Regions from separate parts of the Homo sapiens genome. Here region 1 is linked to region 2. A link is a loop called in an ENCODE intact Hi-C map of the cell type or tissue named here. Cell type or tissue: OCI-LY7. All regions are shown on one strand. Links, peaks and the distances in the headings refer to the core of each region. The heading gives the core; the rest is flanking DNA.

Region 1 (6,485 bases), core at 709-5,708, 510 kb after region 2:
GCCTCAAGTGATCTGCCTGCCTCAGCCTCCCAAAGTGCTGGGATTACAGGCGTGAGTCACCATGCCCAGCCTATTCTGACTTTAAAACAAATATTTTAGGCAGGGCACGGTGGCTCACACCTGTAATCCCAGCACTTTGGGAGGCCGAGGCGGGTGGATCACCTGAGGTCAGGAGTTTGAGACCAGCATGACCAACATGGAGAAACCCCATCTCTACTAAAAACACAAAATTAGTAGGGCGTGGTGGCACATGCCTGTAATCCCAGCTACTCGGGAGACTGAGGCAGGAGAACTGCTTGAACCTGGGAGGCAGAGGTTGCAGTGAGCCGAGATCGTACCATTGCACTCCAGCCTGAGCAAGAGCGAAACTCCGTCTCAAAAAAAAAATAAATATTTTAAAGACTGTATGTCAGAACAACATCATGTGTTCTTCATGTGCAAAATTTTTTTTCAAAAATGTTCAAATATAGGATAACCTTAGACTATTTAAAAAAATACAATGCCCTCACCTTACCTCAGATCAATTCGGTCACGATTTCTGGGAGGACAGACCCAGAAAATAGCATTTTTAAAAGTTCCCCTAGGGGTTCTGATGAGCAGTCAGTGAACTGTCCTAGGTCTTACTTCTTTATACACTGGCAATATGTTGAGGGGATTCCCAAATTTACATCTCCAGTTTGAACACCTGCCCCTTTCAACTCTATTCTTACAAGCCCAGCTGCTTGGCTGAGTGCAGTGGCTGTAATCCCAACACTTTGGGAGGCCGAGGTAGGAGGACTGCTTGAGCCCAGGAGTTTGAGGCTGCGGTGAGCTATGATTGCACCATTGTACTCCAGCCAGGGCAATGGAAAAAAAAAATCAAACTGCTTAATATTTATCCAATAACGAGTTGGCAAGGATGTGGACAAAAGCAAACCCTTGCACACTGTTGGTAGGAATGTAAATTAGTACAGCCACTATGGAGAACAGCATGGATGTTCCTCAAAAAACTAAAAACAGAACTACCATAAGACCCAGTAATCCCACTTCTGGGTGTATATCCAAAAGAACTGAAATCAGTATGTCAATGAGATGTCTGCACTCCTATGTTCACTGAAGCATTATTCAGAATAGCCAAGACATGGAACCAACCTAAGTGTCCATCAATGGATGAATGGAAAAGAAAATGTGATACACACACACACACACACACACACACACACACACACACACTGGAATACTATTCAGTTATTAATAAGAGGGAAATTCTGCCTTGTTTTTGAGATGGAGTCTTGCTCTGTTGCCCAGGCTGGAGCGCAGTGATGCAATCACAGCTCACTGCAACCTCTGTCTCCCAGGGTCAAGCGATTCTCCTGCCTCAGCCTACCAAGTAGCTGGGTTTACAGGCACATGCCACCACAACCGGATAATTTTTTTGTTTTGTTTTGTTTTTCCTGAGATGGAGTCTTGCTCTGTCACCCAGACTGGAGTGCAGTGGCGCAATCTCGGCTCACTGCAACCTCTGCCAGGTTCAAGCGATTCTCCTGCCTCAGCCCCCCGAGTAGCTGGGATTACAGAAGTGTGCCACCATGCCCAGCTAATTTTTGTATTTTTAGTAGAGACAAGGTTTCACCGTGTTGGCCAGGCTGGACACAAACTCCTGACTTCAGGTGATCCACATGCCTCGGCCTCCCAAAGTGCTGGGTTTAGAAGCCTGAGCCACTACACCCGGCCTAATTTTTTTATTTTTAGTAGAGATGGGGTTTCACTGTGTTGGCCAGGCTGGTCTTGAACTCCTGACCTCAGGTGATCAGCCTCCTTGGCCTCCCAAAGTGCTGGGATTACAGGCGTGAGCCACCACACCCGGACAAAAAAGAGGGAAATTTGGTCATTTGTAACAAAAGAATTGAACCTGGAGAACATTATGCTAAGTGAAATAAGCCAGGCACAGAAAGACAAATACCACATGATCTTGCTTACATATGGGATCTAAAAATCTTATGGAAGTATAGTTGTGGTTATCAGAGGCTGTGAGGAGAGGAGGAATGAGGAGATGTTGACCAAAGTGTACACTTTCAGTTTGACAGGAAGATAATGTTTTAAGATCTGTTGCACAACATGGTAACCGTAGTCAACAATAATGTATTGTATATTTTAAAATTGCTAAAAGAACAGATTTTAAATGTTCTCACTACAAAAAAAATAAGTATGTAAGGTGATGGATATGTCAGTTTGGTATAATCATTCCACAATGTATATTATACATACATTAAAACATTGGACCGGGCACAGTGGCTCACACCTGTATCCCAGCACTTTGGGAGGCCGAAGTGGGCAAATCACCTGAGGTCTGGAGTTCAAGACCAGCCTGGCCAACATGGTGAAACCCCATCTCTACTAAAAAATTACAAAAATCAGCCAGGCATGGTGGCAGGTGCCTGTAATCCCCACTACTTGGGAGGCTGAGGCAGGAGAATCGCTTGAGCCCGGGAGGTGGAGGTTGCAGTGAGCCGAGACCACACCATTCCACTCCAGCATGGGCGACAAGAGCGAAACTCTGTCTCATAAAAAAAAAAAAAACAAAACAAAAAACCGTACGAGTTTGAGACCAGCCTGGGCAACAGAGCAAGACCCTGTCTCTACAAAAAATAAAAATATTAGCCAAGTGTGAGTTGGCACACAACTCAGGAGGTTGAGGTGGGAGGACTGCTTGAGCTAAGGAGTTTGAGGCTGCAGTGAGCTTTGATCTTGCCACTGTACTCCAGCCTGAGTGATACAGTGAGACCTTGTCTCAAAAATAAATTTAATTTAAAAAATATTTCCTTGAATGTTAATAAATTAACATGAACTTTTATTTTCACCCTGCCCTCATTTCTGCCCAACATCTAATTCTATCAGTTCAAAGGTGAAAATATATCCAGAAGCCGATTCCTCACCAACTCAACATCTTCTATCTTGGCCCAAGTCACCTCTCACCTAGGTTTTATTACAATAGGTTCTCAACACAGCTAACAGAATGATGTGTTTAAAATGCACTTATGTCTCTCCTCTAATCAAAATCCTTTAATAGCATAGCCAGGAGTGGTGGCTAACACATGTAATCCCAGCATTTTGTGGGGCTGAAGCAGGCGGATCACTTTGAGCTTAGGAGTTTCGAGACCAGCCTGGGCAACACGGCAAAACCCTGTCTCTACAAAAAATATAAAAATTAGCCAGGCATTGGTGGTACATGCCTATAGTCCCAGCTACTCAAGAGGCTGAGGCTGGAGAATCACTTGAGCCCAGGAAGTGGAGGGTGCAATGAGTGGAGATGGCGCCATTGCACTTCAGTCTGGGTGACAGAGCAAGACTCTATCTCAAAAAAAAAAAAACAAAAAACAAAAAAACCAAAACCCTTTAACAGCTTCCCAGCTCACTCAGAGTAAACATCAAAGTCTTTATAGTGGACCTGATTGAGTCCCCGACAACCTCTCTGATGTGAGCTCTTTCCAAGATCTCCCTACCTTGCTGCTACCCAGTCATACTGGCCTCCTTCCTCTAACAAACCAGGCATGCTCTGCCTTAGGGCCTTTGCAGGCCCACTGCCTCAGCAATTGTTTTCTCACATATCCTCAAGGCCCTGCTTCCTCTAGATCACTGTTCAAATGTCACCTTCCTCAAACACCTTAAATAAAAATTGTTCCCAACCCCAATACTCTCGTTTTCTCTACAGCACATAATACCATCTGATATGCTATGTATTTACTTATTTACTGCCTGCCTTCCCCACTAGATGTACATTCTGTAAAGGCAGCGATTTTGTTTCGTTTATGGCTGTCCCCTATCCTACCAAACAGTGCCTGCCACATAGGAGGGTCCACAACACATATTTGTTGAATGAATGAATCTATAGATAAGTGAAAAAAACTCAGATTCAGATTCTCGCACTCAATTAACACAGAAGACTTCTGTGACCAAATATGTGGGGATTTCTCCCCACCAACAAGCAAGCAATCAATTATACAGTAGACACCAGGTAGGTGACCTCCAACTCAATTCTGACACTATCTACTTGGTAGCATCAGATCCCACAGGTTGAGGGCTCAGTCGCCTCACTTCTGATACCAATAGCAAGCCCCAGGTTGTTTCACCTGTGTCTCTGACCAGCTGAATAGAAATTAGGGTTCCCATGAACCCTTCCTTGGGTTTGATTAATTTTGCTACAGTGGCTCACAGGACTCTGGGAAACACATTTACCAATTTATTATAAGGAATGTTACAAAGGATACAGATGGAGGGATGCACAGAGCAAGGTATGAGGGAAGGGGCTCAGAGCTTTTATGCCCAGGTGCCCCACCCTCCAGGAACCTCCACATGTTCAGCTATCCAGGAACTCCAACTCTGTCTTCTTGGGCCTTTTATGGAGACTTTACTGGACAGGCATAATTGACAACCATGTAAAAATGTGACTGGACAAAAAGGTATGATCTAATATTAACAGACTGAGTGGGGAAACCCAGCAAGGCCTGTCTGCTTAGATTCCTCATGGCCTCTCTGTGCAGCACTCCCTTCTTGAGGATATGGAACAGGACCCCTTCAGAAATGGAAGTCTCATGACCTACAATCAGACAAGATAGGTCAGATAATTCCTTCTCTTCTCATAATTAAAAATATATTTTTTTAAAGATAGGGTCTCACTCTGTCACCCAGGATGGAGGGCAGTGGCACAATCATAGTTCACTGTAACTTTCAACTCTCGGGCTCAAGTGATTCTCCCACCTGAGCCTCTCAAATAGCTAGGATGACAGGTGCACAACACCCAGCTAATTTTTTCTTTCTTCTTTTTTTTAGAGATAAGATCTTGCGGGCCGGGCATAGTGGCTCACACCTGTAATCTTAGCACTTTGGGAGGCCGAGGCAGGCAGATCACTTGAGGTCAGGAGTTCGAGACCAGCCTGGCCAACATGGTGAAACCCCATCTCTACTAGAAATACAAAAAATTTGCCCAGCATGGTGGCAAACACCTGTAGTTCCAGCTACTCGGGAGGCTGAGGCAGGATAATCACTTGAACCTGGGAGGCAGAGATTGCAGTGAGCCAAGATCGTGCCACTGCACTCCAGCCTGGGTGACAGAGTGAGATTCCGTCTCAAAAAAAAAAAAAAAAAACAACTCGCTATGTTGCCCAGGCTGGTCTCAAATTATCCTACCACCTCGGCCTCTTGAAGTGCTGGGATTACAGGTATGAGCCACCACTCCCCAGCCCCAGCTAATTTTAAAAAATTTTTGTAGAGACGGGTCTTGCTATGTTGTCCAGGCTAATCGAATTTTTTTTTTGAGATGGAGTCTCGCTCTGTTGCCCAAGCTGGAGTGCAGTGGTGCGATCTCCGCTCACTGCAAGCTTGGCCTCCCGGGTTCACGCCATTCTCCTGCCCCAGCCTCCCAAGTAGCTGGGACTACAGGTGCCCACCACCACGCCCGGCTAATTTTTTGTATTTCTAGTAGAGACGGGGTTTCACCGTGTTAGCCAGGATGGTCTCGATCTCCTGACCTCGTGATCCACCCACCTTGGCCTCCCAAAGTGCTGGGATTACGCGCATAAGCCACCACGCCTGGCCTTTATGTATATTATGTATATATTATATATATATTACAGTGGTAATGAGGTGTGTGTATATATATACACATATATGTGGAAAACATATATATTCATATTCATATCTCATATTATCACAATAGACATATCTTCTCCACTATTTTTCCCACACTAATTGTTAGATGGCTAAATTTATTGGGTCAATTTCTCTGCTTACTATACCACTGCAATTATATAAGCAAACTGAACCTTTGGAAAATGCTAATTAATAAGGCAGGGTTTGACACGACTGGGTTTGAAAGGCCAGCAGTGGGGCTAGAAATACCTACCACATACAACTGTGCTGCCCCATCACTGAATAATCTACTTTAAGCACTGAAAGAAATTCAGAGATTATTCAGTGATCCAAGTCCCACAATTTTTTCTTTCCAGAGTACCAACAATCATCAAATTATGTGGTCCTGACACCCTCATAACAAGAACCATCAGTACCTTCTTCTGTATCCCCCCAAAATATTTTAACCTGCATCACTTACTCTATACATTCAAACCTAGTTAAAGCAGAAAGCAAAACTATTTTCTGACTGCCTCAATGATATATCTGGAGTTGTCTAAGTAATGGATTACACAGTTCCCAATTACTTGTGAACAGTATCAATGGTCTTCAAAAATACTACAGTTCCTATACCCCCCGTCCCAGTCCATATCCACCTCCTCTCCATCCCAACCCTTCACAGTTACACAAGCATACTAAATCAAAGCAAAGGAATTGAACACCAATATAAGCCTGGCAGAAATCTGAAATCACTGCCGCCTCAAACTTTAGATCACTGCAGCGCTCAGGTGTACTGTGACTCAGCATTTTACAGTGCCTGAGACATGAAATGAGATAAAGGTCCTTTTCCCTTCACAGCATTGGCTAAACATGAAGCC
Region 2 (5,000 bases), core at 1-5,000:
CTTTCCTGCTTCAAAGGAAAGGACCCAGCCCCCTCCAGTCATGCCCTTGCCTTCCTGTATTCAACTAGCTCCAGGCAGGTATAAGCATATGGGTAGCCTGGCAATCAGAAAGGAGTAATATGCCACTGCTAGAGCATAAGGTAATAAGCTCTAGGAGTCTATACACTCCCAGTGAAGCTCATTCACTATGAAAGAAAATAAATTAGGTACAAATAATCATAATTTATAAATTGTGCATATGTATATATAAAAATTAAAGGGGACACCTTTGCTGAGGTGGAAGAATTGCGGGTAACATTTCTGTTTTTATTTAGATCTCTATTAGTAGAGGTAGTATTTTGCTTTACATACAAAACATAAATCACCAAGAGCTGAGTATATAATTCCATTAAAATTAAATGATACATGAGCATATGGATATAGAATATGCAAACTTAAATCAACCTGCATTACAATGGTAGGTGAATTGATTTTGAGAGATTGTTTTGATGATATTTATACCAAGATTTTAGATTTAAAAATATTTATTTTTAAAAGTGCTAGGATATTTAAGAACTAAGGGACTATAGTGATTCTGTCATCTAATTTTTCTTAAAAAAAAAAAAAAAGGAGTTCTGTTAGAGGCAACAATAAATAAACAAAAGGAAAATCAGACCTCTCAAGAAAATAAGTATCTATTCAGTAAGAGGAAAAATAGAAGATGTTCAAAGCATAGCAGAAAAGGGTAAAAGTAAAATCATCTAAATTATACATTCAAAGAACGCCCATGATAAGTCAAGAACAGCTTGGTTAGATAAATGTTATTATTTTAGTGATCATCATTGTATTGTTTCTAAAGTAACTACATAAAATTAAACAAGGATGTTCTACACAATTAACAAGGATGTTCTACACAATTTATGGTAAACAATACCACAAATCTAAGTCAAAGGAAAAGTAATCAATGTTAACATTTTAAACAAAAATAGGACATCTGGAAAGCATCAATGCCAGTAAAAATGGAGACAGCAATTAATAGAGCATGAATTCCCAAAGCAAATTAAAGAGCTACAAAATAACAGAAAATTCTACTAAATGTTCCAATTGAAATGAAATTGTAAAATGTTAATTTTTCTTTTCCATGCTTTTCCCATTCGCATTATGTCTATACGCAAACATCACAAAGTAAAATAAAACTTATCAATGATAGGAGAAAAATAGCTCAGAGCAGACTGAGCTAGGTGAGGTATGCAAAACTTACCAGGCTCAGGAAGACAAGAGTAAGGGACTTCAATCACACTTTCCTTCCTATGCACCCACACCCAAGGGCCATGTTTACAGGCATTTTTGTTCCTGACTAGCTGCCTTACCCATTATCTTCCAGTTCCTGGAATTTGTGATACAAAGAACAATATAGAGCTAATCAATAACTTTTATTATATTAATATAAGTTACTGGAAACACAACTTAGAAGCTGCCTCTTTCCTTTAAAATCCACCTGTAACTGATGCTAATCAGAAGATATATTCAGGGCAGCTTCTATCTATGCTTCCACATAGATTTAGGCTTGAATACTCTATAATGAATCACATTTTCGGAATCTAGTTATTTAAGGTTAACATTTTGGTACCCTAGATGAGATCGGAAGTGGACCTCTAGAGAGCCCCACCACTTTACCAGCAATCAGCACCTTGGTACCAATACGATAAGTCCTCCTTCACCCAACCTTGCCAAAGTCAGCAGGAATCTCTGCTAAGGCCCCTGTTGGGATCTGAATCCTCCTGGCTTGATTAAGGATTAAGACTTTATTCAATTTGTACATATTCTTAACTAGTTGAGGTTGGAAGTGAAGCTCTATAAAAGGCAAGAGTTTCATTTGTTATTCTCTAGAGATCTGTTGACCTCGGATTTGTGACTTTCATTTTTCTCTGAAGTTAAGGTTTTATTTTGAACTACTAGTTGGAGTTTTTCAACCTTTTCTATAGTTTAAACTTTGGTCTTTGAAAAGAGGAAGTGAATCTTTGAGGCTTAAGTGAAAAACATGTAATTTTAAAAACCAGTTAAATTCTGAAGCTTGGTTCAATTGATAAATCTAAAATGTTCTTGAGTGACCAAAATAATAAAAGGCTCTCATGAGTCCCACTAGGTTTCTGGTCATTCAGGAAGGAAAACGAAAATTATGGACAACTATCTCTAAAACCTAGACTTTGTCCTTAAAGGGTGACCCACCTTTAGAAACACCAGCTGGATTTATATTTAATGCTTATGGTGCCTCTTCATGCTAACATTTAGAAAACTGGTCACACGTAACTAAAGACGACCCCAAATTACAACGGTCGAAATAGTGTACTTTTAAAATACCTCAACTAGTTTATCTGTACTCTCAATTTTAAAAAGCTAGCTCTAAAATAAAATAACTAGGAGAGCTATTTTCAATGATACTTAGAAGTTTCTAAAAGAGGTTCTGACAAAGTTATTTCTTTGCAAAAGGAAAATGTAAAATTTTATAAAGTGACTTTTAAAATGAAAAGTGCTGCTGAAATTGTTCCTCTTCCTCTTTCTGTTTATTCTAACTGCTCTTCCCTTCCCCCCTCCTGCTCCTGGTGTACTGGCCTCATTTCAGGAATGAGACAGCAAGCATAAAGAGGTCCCCAGAGAACTTCCAACTGGCCTGCACACTGGGAGGAGTGTGCAACGGGGTGGAGCCTCAGGAAGTGCGCACTGTTTGCCAGAGGGAGGAGCCTGATCTCCCCTGTTCCAGGGTGGTACCTAGGATTCAATCTATGAGGCGGAAGCCAGCTAGCAAGACTTTGGCTTTGCTGAGACTCTCTGTTTACCTTTGTTTTCCTTTTTGCCCGATAAATTTTTCTTGCCCTTTAAAGTGCCTGCAAGCCTAATCTCTCATGGTTGTGTGACAAGGACCCCATTTTTAGGTGAACTAAGGAGAAAGTCCTACAACAGTTTAGCACCCAACGTGGGGCTTAAGAAAGGGTGAGTGAGATGCAAACCAAATCTATTTTTATCTCATTTTTAAGCCTTTTCATCCTCAGACTTCTGAGGGCAGGGGAAACCATGCCCCAACCCCTGTCACTCCCAGGTGTTGAGAAGGTCAGCCTCAGTCTCCATGGCATTTTCCTTTCTTTTTTGTGACGGAAGGGCGAGCAGCAGCTCCCGCCACCCTCCCCTCCCTGCCAAGGCTGGGGTGCGTGAACCAAGGGTGCCCAACAGCAGGCAGCTCTCCCTGCCATGCATCCATAGAGCCTTCCGCTCCCCCAGCCAGAAGGTCCCACTCCCTTGAACAGTAATGAAGTCTTTCTCACTGATGGAGGCATCCATTTGCATAAAAATAAGAGGTTCCTCTTTAGGCATTTTAAACTGGTTTTTTCTTTCCTTTTCTCCACCAGATCAGCAGTTGACTTTTAAATTAGCTTTTTTTTCCTTTTAGAAGACATTTTAACTAGGCTAGGAATGATAAGGATCACTGTTTATATTCTCAGTAGAGTTTTAATTGTGAAAAAGGATTTGTGAGGCTGGTCTTAATCTGTAGCCAATCTAGTGTACTTTGTCCATCTTTCCATAGCAAACTTTGTGGCAGGCCTCCATTCTGTTTTACATCCTTGGGAGCAAGGCCTGCAACCACGTGGCAATGTTTTGTTCTAGCCTCACCATTTTACAATGGCAGCCAGGAGTTCAATCCTGCCTTAGGAAATGAGTTCTTTCTAGTTTGATATCTGCAGGACCTTTGCCATTTTTTGATTCCCTGCCCCTCCACAAACTGACTTGGATTTTCTTTCTCTGAGCCTTTAGTAAAGTTTGAAAGCCAGAAATATCAGCTGTTTGGCCTGGCTAAAGTCAGGTATTAAGAAATTTTAAAAGGACCTTATTAAAGAGTGCTATGGCTAAAAGTCAGTTTAATTAAAAGCAGATATTCAAGCTCCAACAGCCTGGGACTCCTTGGGAAAAACACGGGGCGCCAGATACCCCATTTTGCAAAAAACCTCTGTTTTCCTCATGAAACCCCAGGAACTGGAAGTGGATAAATCCCTCTCAGAATTTAGGGTTCTGTTCTGTTTTGCATTGTGTTATCTGGCATTTTTTACTTTTGGGAGTATCAGAAATTACTTCACATTATGAGAGATACATAAAGACTGGCAAATGAAAGGTCTTGCAACTACTGAATCTTCTTCTAGTCTGCCTGTCAGTGTAGCTATATATGTGTTGAGTGTGATGTCTATAAAAAGACCTCTAAGTAATTGGCCTAAAGGAAGAAAAGTGCTTGGATGAAATATTTTTTAAAGGGAAGATAAAAGCTATGGTACCTTTTAGTTCACGTGACTTTAATCTTTGGGAAATAACAACAGCCTTAAAGATTATTAGTAAAATGCAGATGTCACCAATATGTAAATAGGAGGACTAAATTATGCAGGTTAGATACTAGGCTCACTAAATGTTTTAAGGTTACAAACTGCCTTTTGGGTTTTAAGAACTATTTGACTTGCTTGCTTCACAACTGGTAAGGCAATTGACATATAGACATAGTTCTATATGTCTGTAAGGGACATATACTTCCTTACAAACATATAGAACTATATGTCTGTCCCCTTATAGACATATAGAATTAACCACACCCTTACTTATGCTGGAAGGAGTCAATTATGCTGGCTGTATCTGGCACACAATTAAAACAACTTGCCAGGATTTACATTAAAGTTCAAATTGCTAGGAGGTACCATTAAAACACATAATTGAAACTACTGGAAATAGATTTACATGCTAGGTGTATAAGAACAGTAAAATGTGTTTTTAATGAAAGATTATTAGAAGATAGGAAAATGTAAAGTATTGGCTAGGGTTAAAGAATTGTTTTGAATTAGATAAGGTAAAGCTGAAGGTTCAAACAAGTGGCAGAAGGATCGTGGAAATGATTCTTGCAGAAGAGGCTTTCTGTGTGAACATGTTGACTAGGTTCTGGGGGTTATTATGTGGTTTCTCTGTGGGTTGAGCATTGGAATGAAAGCACA

Evidence for each region. A loop is a pair of places that touch in the nucleus more often than their neighbours do. Peaks named below come from ENCODE experiments on the same cell type or tissue, not always from the same donor. Only the 100,000 strongest peaks of a DNase experiment are listed, where the experiment ranks them.
Region 1: a loop joins it to region 2, with 2.8 times the contacts of the local background. A loop is called at or near these places in 2 of 110 quality-filtered maps.

The regions. Positions count from the first base shown.
Region 1 is chr16:46,976,696-46,983,180 of GRCh38, reverse strand. DNAJA2-DT (DNAJA2 divergent transcript) reads right to left here. Exons shown (of 2, transcript NR_186372.1): 2 at 4,198-4,576. Among named protein-coding and RNA genes, the nearest start is that of DNAJA2-DT, 6.2 kb to the right of the region's middle. In OCI-LY7, for the core only: a CTCF peak has its summit at 3,261; no DNase peak of the experiment used is centred there.
Region 2 is chr16:47,490,799-47,495,798 of GRCh38, reverse strand. The region is part of intron 1 of PHKB (phosphorylase kinase regulatory subunit beta); the gene reads right to left. Among named protein-coding and RNA genes, the nearest start is that of PHKB, 32 kb to the right of the region's middle. RefSeq lists enhancers at 2,813-2,882, 3,174-3,696. In OCI-LY7, for the core only: no CTCF peak of the experiment used is centred there; DNase peaks (open chromatin) are centred at 2,248, 2,698, 3,008, 3,278 and 3 weaker places; H3K4me3 peaks cover 3,611 bases; H3K27ac peaks cover 4,418 bases.